Regions from separate parts of the Mus musculus genome. Here region 1 is linked to region 2. The links are chromatin contacts, found by Hi-C or POLR2A ChIA-PET in ENCODE. All regions are on one chromosome and are shown on one strand. Each heading gives the region's core, a stretch centred on a gene start or an enhancer-like site at or near the end of the contact. The rest is flanking DNA. Distances are from core to core; before and after follow the strand shown. Region 1 holds the start of Ifngr2 (interferon gamma receptor 2). Region 2 holds the start of Ifnar1 (interferon (alpha and beta) receptor 1).

What was found. Hi-C counts contacts between places; a loop is a spot of excess contacts on that map. ChIA-PET counts read pairs that join two places held with the same protein, here RNA polymerase II (POLR2A).
Region 1: POLR2A ChIA-PET joins it to region 2 with 11 read pairs in Patski. The contact joins the promoter of Ifngr2 here to the promoter of Ifnar1 in region 2. A Hi-C loop is called at or near these places in 1 of 37 maps with a recorded cell type or tissue (T-helper 2 cell). POLR2A ChIA-PET finds 5 or more read pairs at or near these places in 2 of 5 experiments (Patski and embryonic stem cell).

Annotation. Positions count from the first base shown.
Region 1 is chr16:91,545,802-91,548,947 of GRCm38, forward strand. Ifngr2 (interferon gamma receptor 2) reads left to right here and starts at 1,258. Exons shown (of 7, transcript NM_008338.4): 1 at 1,258-1,431. The coding sequence starts at 1,362.
Region 2 is chr16:91,483,295-91,486,503 of GRCm38, forward strand. Ifnar1 (interferon (alpha and beta) receptor 1) reads left to right here and starts at 1,921. Exons shown (of 11, transcript NM_010508.2): 1 at 1,921-2,122. The coding sequence starts at 2,050.

The DNA of each region.
Region 1 (3,146 bases), core at 8-2,507, 62 kb after region 2:
AAACGCTTGTCTTTGGGGGGTTGTATGCTTGAGGCATGGGGTACAGATCCAGGGAATATGCCCTTAGCACTGTGCTGAGGGAGGGAGATTCTAGACAGGGGTGTGGTAGGGAGTGGGGTGAGGCAGTAGTAGCACTTCCAAAGGCTTACCATTTGGGGTCAAGACCACAGGCTGAAAAGCTTAGTGATCACAGGTCCTTCGTGGCTTTAGCTGAGTCCTTTTCCTTACCCTGTCTCATAAAAATAAAACATGCCGGGGGCAGGGCACGGGGCACTCAGAGGGGTATACTTATAATCCACAGCCTGTGTGGTTAGGTTTTCTCTCCTCTGCGGTTTTCAACACGTCCTGTTGAGAGGATCCCCACAGCCCTCCTCTTCTCCTTGGCATGTAAGTACATTTCTGGGTCTTGAAATTCTCAAGTCATAGTTCAAATTTTTGCTAGATAATTTCATCACGTATTTTTATAACAGGCCAACTTCTGGAGCCACAGGCACAAGGGAAGGGTTTGGGGGCCCACGACTAACCCCTGAGAGGTAGAGATGTGAGGATCTGTGAAGTTCAAGGCCAGCTTCAACTACAGTTTAAAGTGGCTTCCTAAGACTGAGGCCTCAGCGGTTAGGAGCAATAGCTGCGGTTCGATGACCCCTTTCTTTGACTCTTGTCTCCCTCTAACCATTCCTTTCGTTGCCCCCTTTTTTGTGGCCGAGGTGTGAACGTCTCTGCCAACAGGCTGGCCACTGGGGAAGGCTCAGGCTGGGAGCCTATCCCTGCCCTGCTCTGGGGTCACTTCCTCGTAGCTTCACAGCCACAGAGGGCCAAACCCACAGACTATTAAGCAACCAGTACAGTTCCTCTAGCTTTTCTTCCTCTGTGACACCACGGCCTAGAGGGTCCTCTCTGCTATACCCTTAAGTAGCCCTTTGCTTAAAAGGATTCAAAGCTTAGCACGATCTTTCCGGTCATTAAAGAGAACAGAATTCAAAATAAATGGGTCCTTAAATCGTACGTGGCGGGAGTCCGAAGTGGGGTGGGGTAGGGTGGGGATGGGTGTCCACGGGTCTCTCCAGAAGGATGGTACTAGAGATCTCTGGCCACACATTGGAGGTCGGCTCGGCGAGGTGTGGCCGGAGTCACCGGGGCTGTGTGCTGGGCTGCGGGGGCCGCGGTTCCCGGGAACACCGGGGAAAGTCCCCACGGGCCGGGCGGGGGCGGGGCCGGGCGCGGTGGGGGCGGGGCGGGACGCAGGCGGGGCGAGGCGGCTCTGCGGCTAGGCTGGGGAAGAGGCGGGCGCTCGGCTCGCCATGGCCGCTGCGGTGCGAGTCTGAGCGGCGTCCACCCCGCGGTCCCGGGCCGCCCGGGCCATGCGGCCTTTGCCACTGTGGCTGCCGTCGCTGCTGCTCTGTGGGCTCGGTGCCGCGGCGTCCTCGCCAGGTAAGCGCGACCCAGGAGACCCCCCACCCCACCCCCGACTCCTCGGGCTCTCCTGGGTGTCGCGTCCGCGCGTGGGTGGCTCCGGGAGCTTGCACCCGGCACAGGGTGGGGTTCTGCAGTCGTTCCCGATCTGCGGGTGACCGCGATCGGACGGGGCACCGACCAGGAGGAATCTGCAAGAGGGAGCTGCAGTGAGTGTAGCGTGGACCACGGGGAATTCCAGGCCTGGAGGTGGAGAGCCCAGTTCGTCTTTGGCTCCTTGGTGCCAGGGAGATCAGCTGACGGGCAGGACCAGTATTTGTCTGGGCAGCCTATAAAATCCTCGTACTCAGTTCCTCGGGATCTTATAGATGGGGAGCAGAAATGCCTGTGTCCCCTCCAGTGTATGGGGACAGAGGGTCAGCTGAGGCACACTTTTAATCTCAGCTCTATCCTACTCCGCCCACACAGCCCTTTACCGGGGTTCAACTTCCCACTTTTGTCACCAACCTGACTGTATTTATGAGCCAGTCATCAAAACCAACAAAAGAAAGACATCACTAACCAAGAACATTCTTCCTACGTGATTATATTTTGCTGGGTTCTTTCCCGTGCAGAGATCATATCAAAGCTTGGATATCTGGAGTCCACAGTGGTAGTGGGGTGCACCCTTGTGAAAACACAGAACTCAGGATGAGAAAAAGGGGTCCTGAAGTTTCTGGCCGGCCGGGCCGGCTTGGTTTACTCAGTGGGTCTTGCTGTTGTTGTTTATTTTGTTTTTTTTATAGTTTGGCCATTAGTTAAATAAGCCTACGAATTGGGACGTTCCCTCCCATTGGAAGTGGTGTTGAGGAGTTAGTTGGTCCTCTGTCAGCATCCCTGCAAAGGCCCTTAAGTTCCCTTTCTCCTTAAGGGCAGAGGAGCACAGGAGGATGAGTGGGTTACGCAGTTAACTTGTTCTCCTGGAGTCAGACAAAGACTTTAAACCCTGGCTCTGATGTTCCCCATTTTGCCTTGAGCAATCTGTGTCTGACACACCCACACACACAGGTCTCCTTTGGAGGAGAGCCTGCGATTGTCTGAGATGTCTGTGAACTATGTGTTCAGAAGTTGATAGGCGTATTTAGAAACTTTACAACAGACATTTTTCTAATGATTAACTTTTTATTATGCTCCACAAAAGTCGTGGTCTGTGGCTCATTAACAACAAATTGGATCCTTAGATATTTTGAAAATGGTAGCCTTTTGTAAATTTCTTAGACTCTCATGCCACTCTTAACGCGAAATTTTCACACTTTTTTTTTAAAAGAAAAACTAGGATATGTTTAAAAGAAACCCTTTTAGTCACAGTGCAGAGTGAAAATATTGACATTGTTCTTGCGGCCAACAGGTAATGAGAAGATTCCCATAACTGTTCCATAGGTTATGAATGGCCCTCAGGAATCATAAAATTGCTTTTAACAACATATTCATGTTTTGCCTGCATGTCTATGTATGTCTATGCACCACTTGAGTTCCTGGTGCTTACGGAAGCCAAAAGAGGCCATCATATCTCCCAGAACTGGAGCTATAAATAGTTCTGAGCTGCCCTGCTGGGGCTAGAACTCTAATAGAGTAGCAAGTGCCCTTAACCACCGGGCCATCTCACAGCCCCGGAAACAAGGCTTTGAAAGGAACATTTGTAAAACGCTCCAGGGAGTCAAGGCTAGCATATCAATACTGTACCCCAAACAGGC
Region 2 (3,209 bases), core at 671-3,170:
ATGGATATTTATCAAATTCTATTATTATATTTCCAATGCAATAGAAATAATTTATGGCTTCATATGGAACCACAAACAACTTACTAATAATCAAAGCAGTCCTAACATAAAACATACCTTCAAATTATACGGTAGAGGTATAGAGAGAAAGACAGTCTAATACTGGCATAAAAACAGACAGGAAGGCCAATGGAACAGGTCAGAGGACCTGGAAATAAGCTGGCAAACCGTGTCCCCCCGCCTCTAGAGAAAAGAGGCAAAACCATGGGGATTCAACAAATGGTGCTGGCAAAACTGGACATCCACCTGCAGAAGAATGAGGTTATGGCTTTCACTTTATACAACAGCCAGTGGATCAAAGACTTTAAAACCTGAAGCTTGTAGCCAAAAACACTGGAAATACTGTTCATGACACTGGGGAGGCAAGAACTTTCTGAATGGTAACTAACCCCAAGTCTCAACAGATGGGATTAGTAGATTCATGAAGTTACAGAGCTGAACATCAAGGGAGACTATCTGTGCATCACACAGGCTACAGGATGGGCAAAAAGCCTGTCCAGCTATACCTCAGACAAGGCTCTGATATCTCAAATTCATAAAGAACTTCAGAAAATAAGGAAATGAATCTACCAGGAACAAATGGCCCAATAAATCGAACACAGTTTTCAAACGCTGAAATATGCACCCAGTAACTATCTTTAAAGAACTTAATGTCCTGAGCCACCAGCAAAATGCACACTGACACTGCTTTGCCATTCTACCCCACCCTAGTCAGAATGGCTGACAAGAAATCTGACGAATGATGGTGAGGAAGCAGAGAGGAACTCTTTTTTTTTTTTTTGAGACAGGGTTTGTGTGTGGAGCCTTGGCTGTCCTGGAACTCACTCTCTAGTCCAGGCTGGCCTCGAACTCAGAAACCGCCTGCCTCTGCCTCCCAAGTGCTGGGATTAAAGGCATGTGCCACCACGCCCGGCATAACAAATAAGTTTCTTACTTTTTTTTTTTTTTTTTTCTTTTTTTGGTTTTTCGTGACAGGGTTTCTCTGTATAGGCCTGGCTGTCCTGGAGCTCACTTTGTAGACCAGGCTGGCCTCGAACTCAGAAATCCGCCTGCCTCCGCCTCCCGAGTGCTGGGATTAAAGGCGTGCGCCACCACGCCCGGCCCAACAAATAAGTTTCTTTATAAGATAGTAATCAGACAGAGACGGAGTTAAGGGGGTAGAGAGAGGGCTCAGTGGTTTAAGGGCACGTGCAGAGGACTGGCGTACAAACATGGTAGCTCGGAAGATCAGTAACTTTAATACCAGGGTATCTGCGCTCTACTGGCCTCCATGGGTACCAGGCACGCATATATGTACGGTGCACATATATGCATGCATGCATGCATGCAAAACACTCATACACATAAAACCAGCCTAAAACCACATTATTAGACAAAAGATCCAAACGCTGCATAATTCAAAACCCAAAGATTGAGCGAGTCACAACAGCAAACCATCCCACAAAATCAGGGAATCAAGTATAAAGATCTTGTGCAGTTGAGATAAAAGTGTTGCCGGCGCCTTCCAGGTCCCAGAGTCATTTGATCCACGGCCTCCAGGGATCCCCACACCAGGATTCGAGCCAGTGGACTAGTAACCCCCGGGGCAACGCCTCCGAACCCCCTCCGGACAAAAACAGGAAGCTGAGCCCGGAAGGAGGAGGGGCTGCGCAGGCGCACTGACTGCACCCCGCTTTCCTCTCAGGAGTCTAAGGACAATGCTGGGCAGTCTTTCCGGAAGTGGGGGCGGAGCGTGGCAGGGACCTCAAAGTCCCCAGGCCTTGACTGGACCGCGCCCGGTACTTTCCGAGCCGCTTGCTCGCGGAGAGAGCGTGGCGTCAGCGGAGAAGCTGTGCTGGGTGGAGGGGCGGGGGCGTTCACGGAAGGGGCGGGGCGCTGGAGGGGGCGGGGCGTCGCGGAGGGCCTAGCTGCCCAGAGGTAGTCTCCAGCTCCGCGGTGCTGCTGAGGAGAAGGAGGAGAATGTGAGCCGCCGCCCGGCCTCCCAAGACGATGCTCGCTGTCGTGGGCGCGGCGGCCCTGGTGCTGGTGGCCGGGGCGCCTTGGGTGCTACCCTCAGCTGCAGGTGAGCCGAGGGGCCTGTGCGAGGGCCGGGCACCATGGAGGGAGAGCTGGGCGCGGGTGACCAGAGTCCGCGACGCCCGCCCCCTGCGCCGCTCTTCAGCCTGAGGACGCTACCCGGGCCGAGCCTCAGGGCTGCTGGTGGGCGGGAGACCAGACAGCAGCAGAAATGCGCTCCCAGCCTAGTGCGGTTTGTCCCGGGCTGAGAGGAGTGAGGTGAGAGGCCCCCTAACCGGCCCGAAGTCAAAACCAGGAAACCACTGGGCTAGTTACATCGGGAGAATGCCCACTAAGGGGAGAGACAAGAGTTTTCATAGTGATGTGAGGAACCTAAAAAAGACGACCTAGCCTCACTCCTGGAGGAAAGTTCTGATTCCTCTTAGAAATCTGTATATCTGGGAAGTAAGTGATTGCCCCAAGTCTCACCCCGAAGATGGCCCATTTCTGGCTAGACGTGCATGATGTACATGCAGGCAAAGTGGTCACACATATACAGTAAATCGGAAAAAGACTATTATGAACAGAATACTGTAACTGCTACAAATGCTCTTGGGTCTTTTGTTAATCTCATGAGCACATTTGCTGCTCTTTCTGCACAGAATCAGTAAATCCCAACAGTTGGACTGGAGATCAAGCTAAGAGGATACGGATAACAGGATAGAGTCAGTTTAGGGATGACATCAAAGACTCCGTTGGTGGTACTGGAAGTGTGGCTCAGTGGTAGTGTGCACTTAGCATAGACAGCACTGAGAAACTGACAACTCAGAGTGGGGAGACTTGATGGATAGCTCCTGGTGGCTGAAAAGAAAGAAATTCAGACATCTCAGATGCATCCTCTTACATAGGATGTAACTAGAGGCAGTTCTGTAACCCTCTGGAGTAGAAGCTTGACAGGCGACATGACATGATAGTCTGAGGCAGAAGTTTTCAAAACAGGAGATAACAGTGGAGCCAGACATAGCGTTAAAGGACACTTTTTAAAGTTAAAGCCTCGTTCGGGCTGGAGAGGCGGCTCACAGGTAAGAGCACTTATTGCTCTTGCAGAGGGACCTGGATTGGTTCCCAGCACACAGTTGGTGACTTGCAACCTT